4 separate regions of the Mus musculus genome follow, and all the other regions are linked to region 2. A link is a loop called in an ENCODE intact Hi-C map of the cell type or tissue named here. Cell type or tissue: heart. All regions are shown on one strand.

What was found. A loop is a pair of places that touch in the nucleus more often than their neighbours do. Peaks named below come from ENCODE experiments on the same cell type or tissue, not always from the same donor. Only the 100,000 strongest peaks of a DNase experiment are listed, where the experiment ranks them.
Region 1: a loop joins it to region 2, with 7 times the contacts of the local background. A loop is called at or near these places in 36 of 42 quality-filtered maps.
Region 3: a loop joins it to region 2, with 4 times the contacts of the local background. A loop is called at or near these places in 10 of 42 quality-filtered maps.
Region 4: it touches region 2 in a loop (4-fold over the local background); 9 of 42 quality-filtered maps call a loop at or near these places.

What each region holds. Positions count from the first base shown.
Region 1 is chr9:65,523,173-65,525,672 of GRCm38, forward strand. No RefSeq gene overlaps it. Among named protein-coding and RNA genes, the nearest start is that of Ankdd1a, 4.2 kb to the left of the region's middle. In heart, a CTCF peak has its summit at 943; a DNase peak (open chromatin) is centred at 989; H3K4me3 peaks cover 374 bases.
Region 2 is chr9:65,579,831-65,582,330 of GRCm38, forward strand. Plekho2 (pleckstrin homology domain containing, family O member 2) reads right to left here and starts at 257. Exons shown (of 6, transcript NM_153119.3): 1 at 108-257. The coding sequence starts at 119. In heart, a CTCF peak has its summit at 1,342 (motif pointing left); DNase peaks (open chromatin) are centred at 341 and 1,331; H3K4me3 peaks cover 1,517 bases; H3K27ac peaks cover 1,149 bases.
Region 3 is chr9:65,459,900-65,462,399 of GRCm38, forward strand. Spg21 (SPG21, maspardin) reads left to right here and starts at 1,038. Exons shown (of 9, transcript NM_138584.2): 1 at 1,038-1,255. In heart, no CTCF peak of the experiment used is centred here; a DNase peak (open chromatin) is centred at 1,012; H3K4me3 peaks cover 1,882 bases; H3K27ac peaks cover 1,876 bases.
Region 4 is chr9:65,431,407-65,433,906 of GRCm38, forward strand. No RefSeq gene overlaps it. Among named protein-coding and RNA genes, the nearest start is that of Mtfmt, 3.1 kb to the right of the region's middle. In heart, a CTCF peak has its summit at 1,043 (motif pointing left); a DNase peak (open chromatin) is centred at 1,045.

The sequences.
Region 1 (2,500 bases), 57 kb before region 2:
TCTGCCTCCACCCGCTAAGTGCTGAGAGTACAGTGTTGACCACAATATCCAGTCTGTGTGGCGCTGGGGATCAAGGCCACCTTCCTGCATGCTGGGCACACACTCTACCAACTGAGCTAAGTCCGGCCCTTTGTTTTATTTTTACATTTTATTTATTTATTTATTTATTTATTTATTTATTTATTTATTTTTGAGACAGTGTCTTTCTACATAAGCCTGGAACTCACAATGTAGACCAGGCTGGTCTCAAACTCAGAGAACCACCTGTCTCTGCCTCTTGAGTGCTGATTAAAGGTGTGTGTCACTATGCCTGACTTTTTTATTTTTTATTTTTTGAGATAATATCTCTCTAGGGAGCCCAGGTTGACTCCAACTCCAGATCTCCAATCCACACCCCCACACACCCACACCCCTGTCTCAACTCCCAAGGGCTAGAGTCGATGGTTCAGTACCAGGAATCCTCCATACTTCAGACTACCGAGTCCACCTCCAGTCTCAAGCCTTCTTTAGTCACACTTTTCCCGGATGTATCCACAACGGCATGAGGTCAGTGCCAGTGAGGAGTAAGTACCCAACCTCCTAACCCAAAGGTGGTTCCACTCCCTCAACTGGCGAAGTTTCTGCAGCCTTCAATTAGACTGTTTAAATAAACCCTGTATTCTACCTTTCAAAAATATTAAAGCAACTGAAGAAGTATCTCAGTTGTAGAATTTTTGTCTAACATTCACAAAACCTTGGTTTCCATCTTCAGCACCACATAAAAGCATGAACTTCTGTGCACGACCCAAACCAGAGGGGCTGGGAGCAATTGGGGGTCTGGGTTTTTGTTTATTTGTTTGTTTGTTTGTTTTTGTTTTGTTTTGTTTGTGTTTTGTTTTCAAGAACTCTTATGCAGTAAGGCAGAACCCGCTAGGCCCACTGAAGCTGCGGTCCTCGACACACGGGGGAGCCAGAGTCAACAAAGCACTGCAGCCTGCCTGTACCGTAATGTGTGTAAGTGTGTGCACATGGATCTGTCCTCAACACTAATAAAACACGTGACTCGGGCCACAGGGACAAGCTATGCGGGCTGTAGTGTAACCTGACCTACTGGATCCAGCCAGTGAGTTGGGTCTACTGGTGAAGGACCCCAGTGGAGTTCAGAGGACAATTTGCAGGAATTCTTTCTTTCCTTCTACTATGTGTGCCTTGGGGGTAAATACGGGTCTTCCGACTTGGCAGCAAGCATCTTTACCTGCTGGCCCTATTTTTTGTTTTTAACAGAGCCTCATGCAGTCCAGGCTGACCTTTATCTCAATTTGTAGCCAAGTATGGCCTCAATGATCCTCCTGCCTCCACCTTTGAGCAAAACAGGGCCTGAGATTACAGGTGTGAGCTTTGTGAGTGCTGGTAACTGAAATCCTGGTAAGTGCCGGGATTTCACCTAACACCGGAACCTCATCTCCAGTCCTGATTTTTTTCTGTCTGCCTGTCTGTCTTTCCTTTCTTTCCTTTTTCTCTCTCTTCCTTTTCTTTCTCTCTTTCTTTCTTTTTTCTTTCTTCCTTCCTTCCTTCCTTTCTTTCTTTCTTCCTTAGATGGGATTTCACATGGAACAGGCTGACCTCCATCTGGCTATATAGCTGAGAATGACCTTGAACATCTGGGCTTCCTGCCTCTACCTCCGTCCAGTGCTATAATTACACCATCCCTGACTTAGCCTGCCCTTTACTAAGTATATCTATTTGAGACAGGGTCTCACTATCTCACTAAATTACTAAGGCTGGCCTCGAACTCACTCTGTAGCCCAGACAGGCTTGAGACTCACGATCTTCTTGGGTGGCTATGATCACAGACCTGCACTACCATGCCTGGCACCAAATGAACCCCTAATAGCAAGAGGGAAAGAGATGTTTGCCTAGAAAACCGACGGGCTGACATAGACACGTGTTCATAAGTTAAAATTAAAAATAAATTAGGACTTGGAGAGATGGTGCAGTGGTTGAGAGCACTTGCTGCTCTTGCAGAAGACCCAGGTTCAGTTCCCAGGAACCATAAGGTCTCATAACTGTCTGCAATTCCATTTCCAAGAATTTTCTTGTAGCATAGCTCATATGAAAACCAAGCATGCACATGGTATACATACATATATACAGGCAAACACTCACAGATAAAACTTTAAAATTTTTAAAACTAAAAAAAAAGTCTTAATAGTAATAATAATAATAATAATACATACATACATACATATACACACACTAACTAGTTTTATGCCAACAAGCTAGAGTCATTAGAGAGGAGGGAGCCTCAATAGAGAAAATGCCTGAAATCACTGGGCTGCAGGCAGGCCTGTAGGGCATTTTCTTAATTAGTGATTGATATGGAAGGGCCCAGCCCATTGTGGGTGGGGACACCCTTGGGCTGGTGGTCCTTGGTTCTATATGTAAGCGAGCCGAACAAGCCACAAAGAGCAAGCCATTAAGCAACATCCCTTCAAACCCTCTGTATCAACTCCCGCCTCCA
Region 2 (2,500 bases):
CAGGTTCTGCTTGAAGGGAAGGACTGTGCAGAAAGACCCGTGGAAGTAGGACGGGCAGCACCCGAGCCCAGCACTCTTGTTCCGTCTGGCCCAGCCCTCGCCCTCACCTCCTCCTCCATGGCGAGTTTGCAAGGTCCGGCGGCTTCGCCGCTTACTGCTGCCCGCGTTGCGCGGGCTCCGCTTGCTCCATCTACGCGCAGCCGGGCGGCGGCTTGCTGTCTTCTGTCCCGCCGGGCGCCCGGGGCCCAAGAAACTTCGGGGGGCGGGGCTGGAGCCGGGGAGGGGCTTCCGGGGGCTGGGGGCGGGGCCAGGGAGGGATACAGCGGCCTCCAAGCCCCCGCCCGCAGCTGGGTGAGGAGCATGGCCGGGTGGGGGGTTCAGGGGCGGGGCCAGGGCGGATCCTGGGCGGGGCCTGTCTTCAGCTCCGGGAATGGACGGAAGAACCTAGGCGGAGCTGAAGTAGCAGGAAGAGGGCGGAGAGAGGTTTCCCGGACCAAAGCAGGGAGAAGGACTGGGAGGGGGTAGAGGCTAGGGAGGTGGGGGATACGGAGGGGGAGGGGGCTTCCGGCCCAGAGGCGGAGGCGAGGGATGCTGGCGGGGTGGGGCAGGGCGGGGGCGGGGCGGGGCGGGGCGGGGGCGCGGCTGACCAAGCAAGCCCGGGAGGCAGTGGGTAGCTGATGCCTTTGAGGTTGCCTAACCCAGTGGGCCTGGGTTGCGGGGGACTGGATCCAGCTGCCAGGGCAGTTCAGAAATGAGTACACAAAGAGGCTCGTCCCCTTTCTTCCCCCAATTTGAAGTAGTGGCTATGGTCTTCGGTCTGTGGAACTTCAGGGTGGGGCCGGCCATGAGCTTGGAATTTATGACCAGAATCAAGTTTGGACTCGGTTCCTTAATAGAGGGTCTCTGAAATCCCAAACTCTGTGCTCTCCTTTCCCTCGTTCAACCCCTTTCTGGTTCTCATGTTGTGAGCCGACTCCATCACCCTAACTCCCTTCGGCCCTGACCTGACCACGTTGCTAGAGAGTGAAGAAACCCTTTAAGTTCTACCATGTACTTTTATTTTTATTTTGAAGAAACAGGCTCGGAGAGTGACTGTCACAGCCAAACCTCCAGCATCCCGCGCGCGCGCGCACACACACACACACACACACACACACACACACTATCTTTCCTAGTCAGGTGTGCTGCATGCTACAGCACCCAGAATTTTGTGCTTGTGGGATAGATTAATGATGATCTGTTTTGACTCTGGGTGACCTAACCTCAGCTACATCAGTTGACCAAACTTCTCTTTCACTGCCCTCTGCTGGCCTTTGGGCTCAGGTCCTTTTCAGTTCAACGTGAAAGAGGATGGAACACACTGCCCCTCGTGCCTGGAACTGGTCCTTACACCTAAAGGGTGGAGAGGGGTTGTGAGATGACCTATTGGTTAGGAACACTTGCTGCTCTTCCAGAGGACCTGGCTTTGATTCTCAGCACCCACATCGTGGCTCACAACTGTCTGGAACTCCAGTTCCAGACGATCCGAGGTTCTCTTCTGGCTTCCTCGTGTACCAGGGATGTAAGTGGTGCACAGACATAACTGCAGAAAAAACACTCATATACATAAAATAATTTTTTTTTTTTTTGGTTTTTCCAGACAGGGTTTCTCTGTGTAGCCCTGGCTGTCCTGGAACTCACTCTGTAGACCAGGCTGGCCTCGAACTCAGAAATTCGCCTGCCTCTGCCTCCTGAGTGCTGGGATTAAAGGTGTGTGCCACCATGCCCGGCAAATTAGTTTTTTTTAAGGATATAGAAAACAGTGTGCCAGGGCCACAGTGTTGAATAACAGTTTCCTCCAAGATTGAAACATTCCATCCTGCACAGAGTTCCTTGGACAGGAAGATAAACAACTCAAAATAAAATCCCACTTGTACAACTCAGGAGGCAGAGGCAGGCAGATTTCTGTGAGTTCTATGAGACCAGGCCAGCCTGGTCTACAGAGTGAGTTCCAGAACAGCCAAAGCTACTCAGAGAAGCCCCATCTCTAAAAACCAACTAATGAAACAAACAAGCAAGCCCCATCTCTTGCTGTTTGGAGAACAGCTTATAATTAGAGTGAAACTAGCCATCTATTGCTGTGATTTCGGGTAGAGGTGTGTCATGGTTTGAATATGCTTGGCCCAGGGAGTGGCACTATTTGGAGTTGTGGCCTTGTTGGAGTAGGTGTGTCACTGTGGGCATGGGCTTTAAGACCCTCATGGTAGCTGCCTGGAAGTGAGTATTCTTTTTTTAAAGATTTATTTATTGATTATATGTAAGTACACTGTAGCTGTCTTCAGACACTCCAGAAGAGGGAGTCAGATCTCGTTACGGATGGTTGTGAGCCACCATGTGGTTGCTGGGATTTGAACTACAGACCTTCGGAAGAGCAGTCGGGTGTTCTTACCCACTGAGCCATCTCATCAGCCCCGTGAGTATTCTGCTAGCAGCCTTCAGATGAAGATGTAGAACTCTCAGC
Region 3 (2,500 bases), 120 kb before region 2:
GCACACACACACGTACAGGCACACGCACACACACACACGCACACGTACATGCACAGGCACAGGGACACGCACACACACACACACACACGTGGGGGCTGAGAGATTGCTCAGAGGTTAAGAATACATATTACTTTTACACCCGTGTTAGGCAACTCACAAACACTTGTAATGCCAGCTCTAGGATCCTCCTCTGCCCTCCTTATAAACTACACTCATGTGCACCATATATTCTCTCTCCCACAAACACACACACGATTAAAAGTAATAATAATAAAAAATATTTTTAAAAGTCCCTAAAACATTAGGATCTTGCTTTAGGAACCTTACAAATTTTCAAACAAGATTGACAGGTCACTCAATATTATTATGCATTATTTCAGAGCAAAGCTGTAAGCTAACTGAAAGGTGTTGTGGCATCTGCCACATCTCTCGTAAGAACAGTGACTAGACTGTGCCTGACAGAAGAGGGCAAACCAGCGCTGAGTATACCCCCTCAACATCAGCACAAAGCCATAAAAGGAGACAAGGCTTTGAAAGGAGGTCAGAGGACAGCGTCTATACAAAAGGTAAAAACAATTTTGCTGAGAAAGCATATGCAGTTGGGAGGCTGAAGGGGAATGGGACATGGGAGGCAGAGACTAAGGGAGGGTGATGATCCAAATTCTTTATATAGGTATCAAAATGTCCTAATTAAGCCATTGTAATGAACTGATATATACTAATGTTTTAAAAAGACTATGTCAAGGCCTATTCACCAAAGCTATGGACCAAAAGTGTCTCCCCACCAAAGCATGAAGACGCCTAAAAACCGAAGTCAGAAGCACATCCCCGGGGCCTACAGCCTAGATTTTTCACTTCCTCCTCCATGCTCCTGTCAGAAGTGACCAAGAACTGACCCTTATCCACCACCAGCCTCCACAGCCTCTAGGACACCGCAAATCTCAGAACAGGGCCTCCCTTGCCAGCCCCGTCGCCATAGTAACCACCAGAGCCCCGCCCCTTCCTCGCCATCTGGTCCCGCCTCCTCGGAACCCGGAAGCGGGAGGCGCGCCCGGGGAGCTCGCAGTACCAAAGCTGGGAGGCGGTGGCCTCTGGCTGCTCGGCCGCGCGCCCCCTCTGCCCGCTGCTCCCGCGGGGCTCCTGATCTGCGGCCGCCGGTCCAGTCCGCGCCCCGCCGACTCCATCCTCTGCGCCCAAATCGGGGCGAAGATCCGTCTAGGCTGGAAAGAAAGGGACGCGGGAGCGGCCACGGCAGGTGAGGGGCAGGCCCTGGAAAGCAAGAGTGTGGGTGTGTGGTGCGTGTAGGGTTGTAGGTGGGCGTGTATCGAGCATGCGTGACTTACGAGCAGAGTTCACGAGTGGGCAGGTCCTTGTGACCATGCACGTGATCCATATCTCTGTGTGTGCGTGTGGTGCGCTCTCGCGGGCGCCTGTGTGTGTCCGATTGTGCCTGTGGGTCTGTCTAAGGTTCAGCCTCGGTTCATTGCGGATTGTTGTTGTTTCTGAACTGGTGGAACCCAGGGCGGCCCCTATGGCGATTGGTGCCCAAAATCCTTAGTCAGACATCCTCATTTTCTTGAGCCACCCATCCTGGGGCAGAAATTCAGGAGCATTTTGGTTTCAGTCAACTTTTAAGGGCTGCGAGTAGAGTTGTTTTAAAGATCCTACCTCAGACTAGGTGTGAGGCCTGTGAAAGAGTCATGAAGAGTGTAGCAGGGCGAGAGAAACCCCCCCCCCCTTTTTTCTTCTTTTCCCAGGGAGTTAGAAGTTAGGGGCTGATGTTGTTTTGTCTCCATCTGCAGTGGTCTAGCTTCTCTTTTTGCAAGGATTCTGCACATTGGGAAGCCGTCTAATAGCTGTGTATGAGTTTTCAAAAAGATTTTACACCAGAACCTTGAAACGAGTGGTCAGAGAGAAAGATGTGCGGGCAGCGTCTCCTCTCATGATATTTAGAGAGAAGTGGATAGGTTCCTGGAGAAAGGATAAATCTTACCTGAAGAAATCTCCAAAAAGATGGCTATTTAATACATATAGGTGTGGTGAAGGATGAAGATGTGTAGTGAACAGCCCGCCGCAGGGCCTTAGGTGTAGTTCAGTGGTAAAAGCCCATGGTGAGCGTTCCCCAACACCGAGAACCATAGTTATGTCACCTAGAGGCTCTCTAGTTCTAATAACCTTTTTAATTGGTTGTATTAACAACCACAGATTGTCCCTATATAAGACACCTATACATTGAGATAAAGGACCAGCAATATGTGACTGACCGTGTGTTAAACATTTGTAGAGGCGATTTCCTCAGCTATGAACTGCAGGTTCTGTTGAAACTCTGAAGGCCAAGTACATGCTCTCTCACAACTAGCCAACTTACTGTCCAGCAACGCAAGGTCCAAGAAGAGCTGGGGAGCCTTAGCATCCTGGCCAGCGGGAGGAGGGGTTTCCTTGATAAAGCTTATCTCTGCCTCTTTCCTCACCAGCCTGAACAGGTGCTTCTGTTTTTTGT
Region 4 (2,500 bases), 150 kb before region 2:
CAGAAAATGTCCTCAGGGACAGCCTAATATATATGTATTTCTTCTCTTCCTTTCTTCCTTCCTTTCTCTCTTTCTCTCTTTTCAAAAAAAAAATGTATTTTAAGACAAGGTCTCACTATGTAGCCCAGCCTGCCTGGAGCTCTAGACTCTCCAGCTTCAGCCTCTCTCCCAAGGGTGCCAGGATTACAGATGTGCACCACTGTCTGGGGCACGTTTATCTGTCTTTCATTTCTTGAATGAATTGTCTTAGTAATCAGCACAATTAACTGATTCTTCAGGGGTTGTTGTTGTTGTAGTTTGATTTGGGTTGGGTTGGTAACTTAGAATTCACAATGTAGCCCAGGCTGGCTTTGAATCTATAGAGAGCTGTTCACCTGGGCCTCCCGTGTGCTGGGATTAAAGGCCTGTGTACCCCACACTCAACTCTGACTCCTTGGTGTTTTATCCGAACACACTTTTCCTTTCTTGCTTCACCTTGTTTCCCTCAAGAAATTGTTTTTGTTTGGTTTTCAAGTCAAGGTTTGGCTAAGTGTCCCAGCCTGTCATTAACTCCTGGCAATCCTCTTGCCTCAGCCTTCTGAATGCTGATTTGCAGCTGTGAGCCACCATGTCTGGCTTTCCCAAGTGATTTTCACTTATTATAAATTTATCTAAGTGTTTGGCATTCTCTAAATCAGTCAAAATATGAGCTTCTCAAACCTGCAGCCTCCTTAATTCTTTGTGGCAGTGAGCAGAGGTGCTTTATACTAAAAGAACAGTTCTCTTCTGTGTTCACTGAATAGAGTATATACTGAATAGAGTGTATACTGAACTGTTCTTCAAAGAAGGAATTGGGGAACATATTGTCTCCTTTCAAATTTTTATTTTATAAAAATTCTTGTTTTTATAAAATGTGACGCTACTTAGTGTTTGTGAACTACTTACAAGGAAAGTAAGCCAATCAGAGTAAAATCTGCTGAAGTTACACAGGCAATAGACACAGCAGAGAGCCAGTCTGCCATCCTCAACAAGGGAAAAGGTTGGTGACATCGCCCTCTTGTGGAATTTTCCTGCAACAACAACCGAGAGTCCATAGTGGTGCTTGAAGGGCATCCCAAATGGCTCAGTGGGCACTGTGGGTTAAGTCTGTGACCCTGATACTGGGCTGGTGCCTATGCATAGCATGTATTTCCCCTGGTCCTGAGGCATTGCTTCCCCTGATGGAGGCAAAAGCTTTTGCTCTTACTTCCTGCCCCCCGGGGGGGCTCCAGCTGCTCCTCTTTTTGACCCAACACCAAATGGTTGACTAAATATGAGCACATGCAAGCACAGGTATACACATTTATCCTATGGCTGGTTTCCTTGTCCCACAGAAAATAGACATATGGCAACATTGTAAGATGGTGGGAACATGGAAGAATGGTTCAAGGGGGATTAGGCTACTTCCACATACCAGTTTTCTATGGAGCTGAAGAACTTTCCAGAAGAAATATCTGAAAACTAAAACACTGATCAGAAACTCATTGTCTGGCTTCCAATACCTTAGATATGCTTTGTGGATGTCCTAATGGTGTGTGCCCTTTTTTTTTTTTCAGGGAAAGGCAAATGTTTATTTGTCCTAGATAGAGCACCAATCACAGACCAAAGAAATCATTCCGTCTAAGCCTAAAGATCCAGCGTGTTTAATTAGGTCAGTCACAGGAGCACGGACACCTTACAGGCAGTTGTACACTGAGGAAGAGCCTCCTCAGCAGCCACTGTTCACCACTTTGTATCCTCAGACAGGAGTGGGCTTCCCCTGATCCCACACGGGAATGTGGCTGGGCCTGATCTTATGAAGGTCTCTAGTGGGTGATCACAGCCACTCTGATCTCATAGACAGCAGTGCTGTCAGCAGTGCCTGGAGGATACAGATGTACAAACATTTATTACACAGATCTCCTTGGCCTTGCAGCTCATCTCTGTGCTGAAAGCGAATCCAGTGAGGAATTTATCTGCACTTGGAAGGGTCAGGTTCTTATGTGTCTAACTCACTATGAAGAACTTAAAAAATTTTTTTTTCGTTTTTGAACCAGACAGTAGTGAAGCACATGTTTAATCCCAGCACTCAGGAGGCAAAGGTGAGTAGATCTCTGAGTTTGAGGCCAGCGTGGTGTACAGAGTGAGTTGCAGGACAACAGGGCTGTGCAGAGAAGCCCCTTTCAAAAGACAAAACAAAATTTCATTTTGTATTTAGGGAAAACTCCATCTTTACACTCATATCATATTCAGCTTCTCCTCCTCCTCCATCTCTCCCTCCTCCTCTCCCTCCTCCTCTCCCTCCTCCTCTCCCTCCTCCTCCTTCTCCTCCTCCTCCTTCTCCTCTTTTTCCTCCTCCTCCTCTCCCTCCTCCTTCTCCTCCTCTCCTCCTCCTCCCCCCTCCTCCTCTCCCTCCTCCTCCTCCTCCTCCTCCTCCTCCTCCTCCTCCTCCTCCTCCTTCTCCTCCTCCTTCTCCTCCTCCTCTAAGAAGTTTACTGTGGGA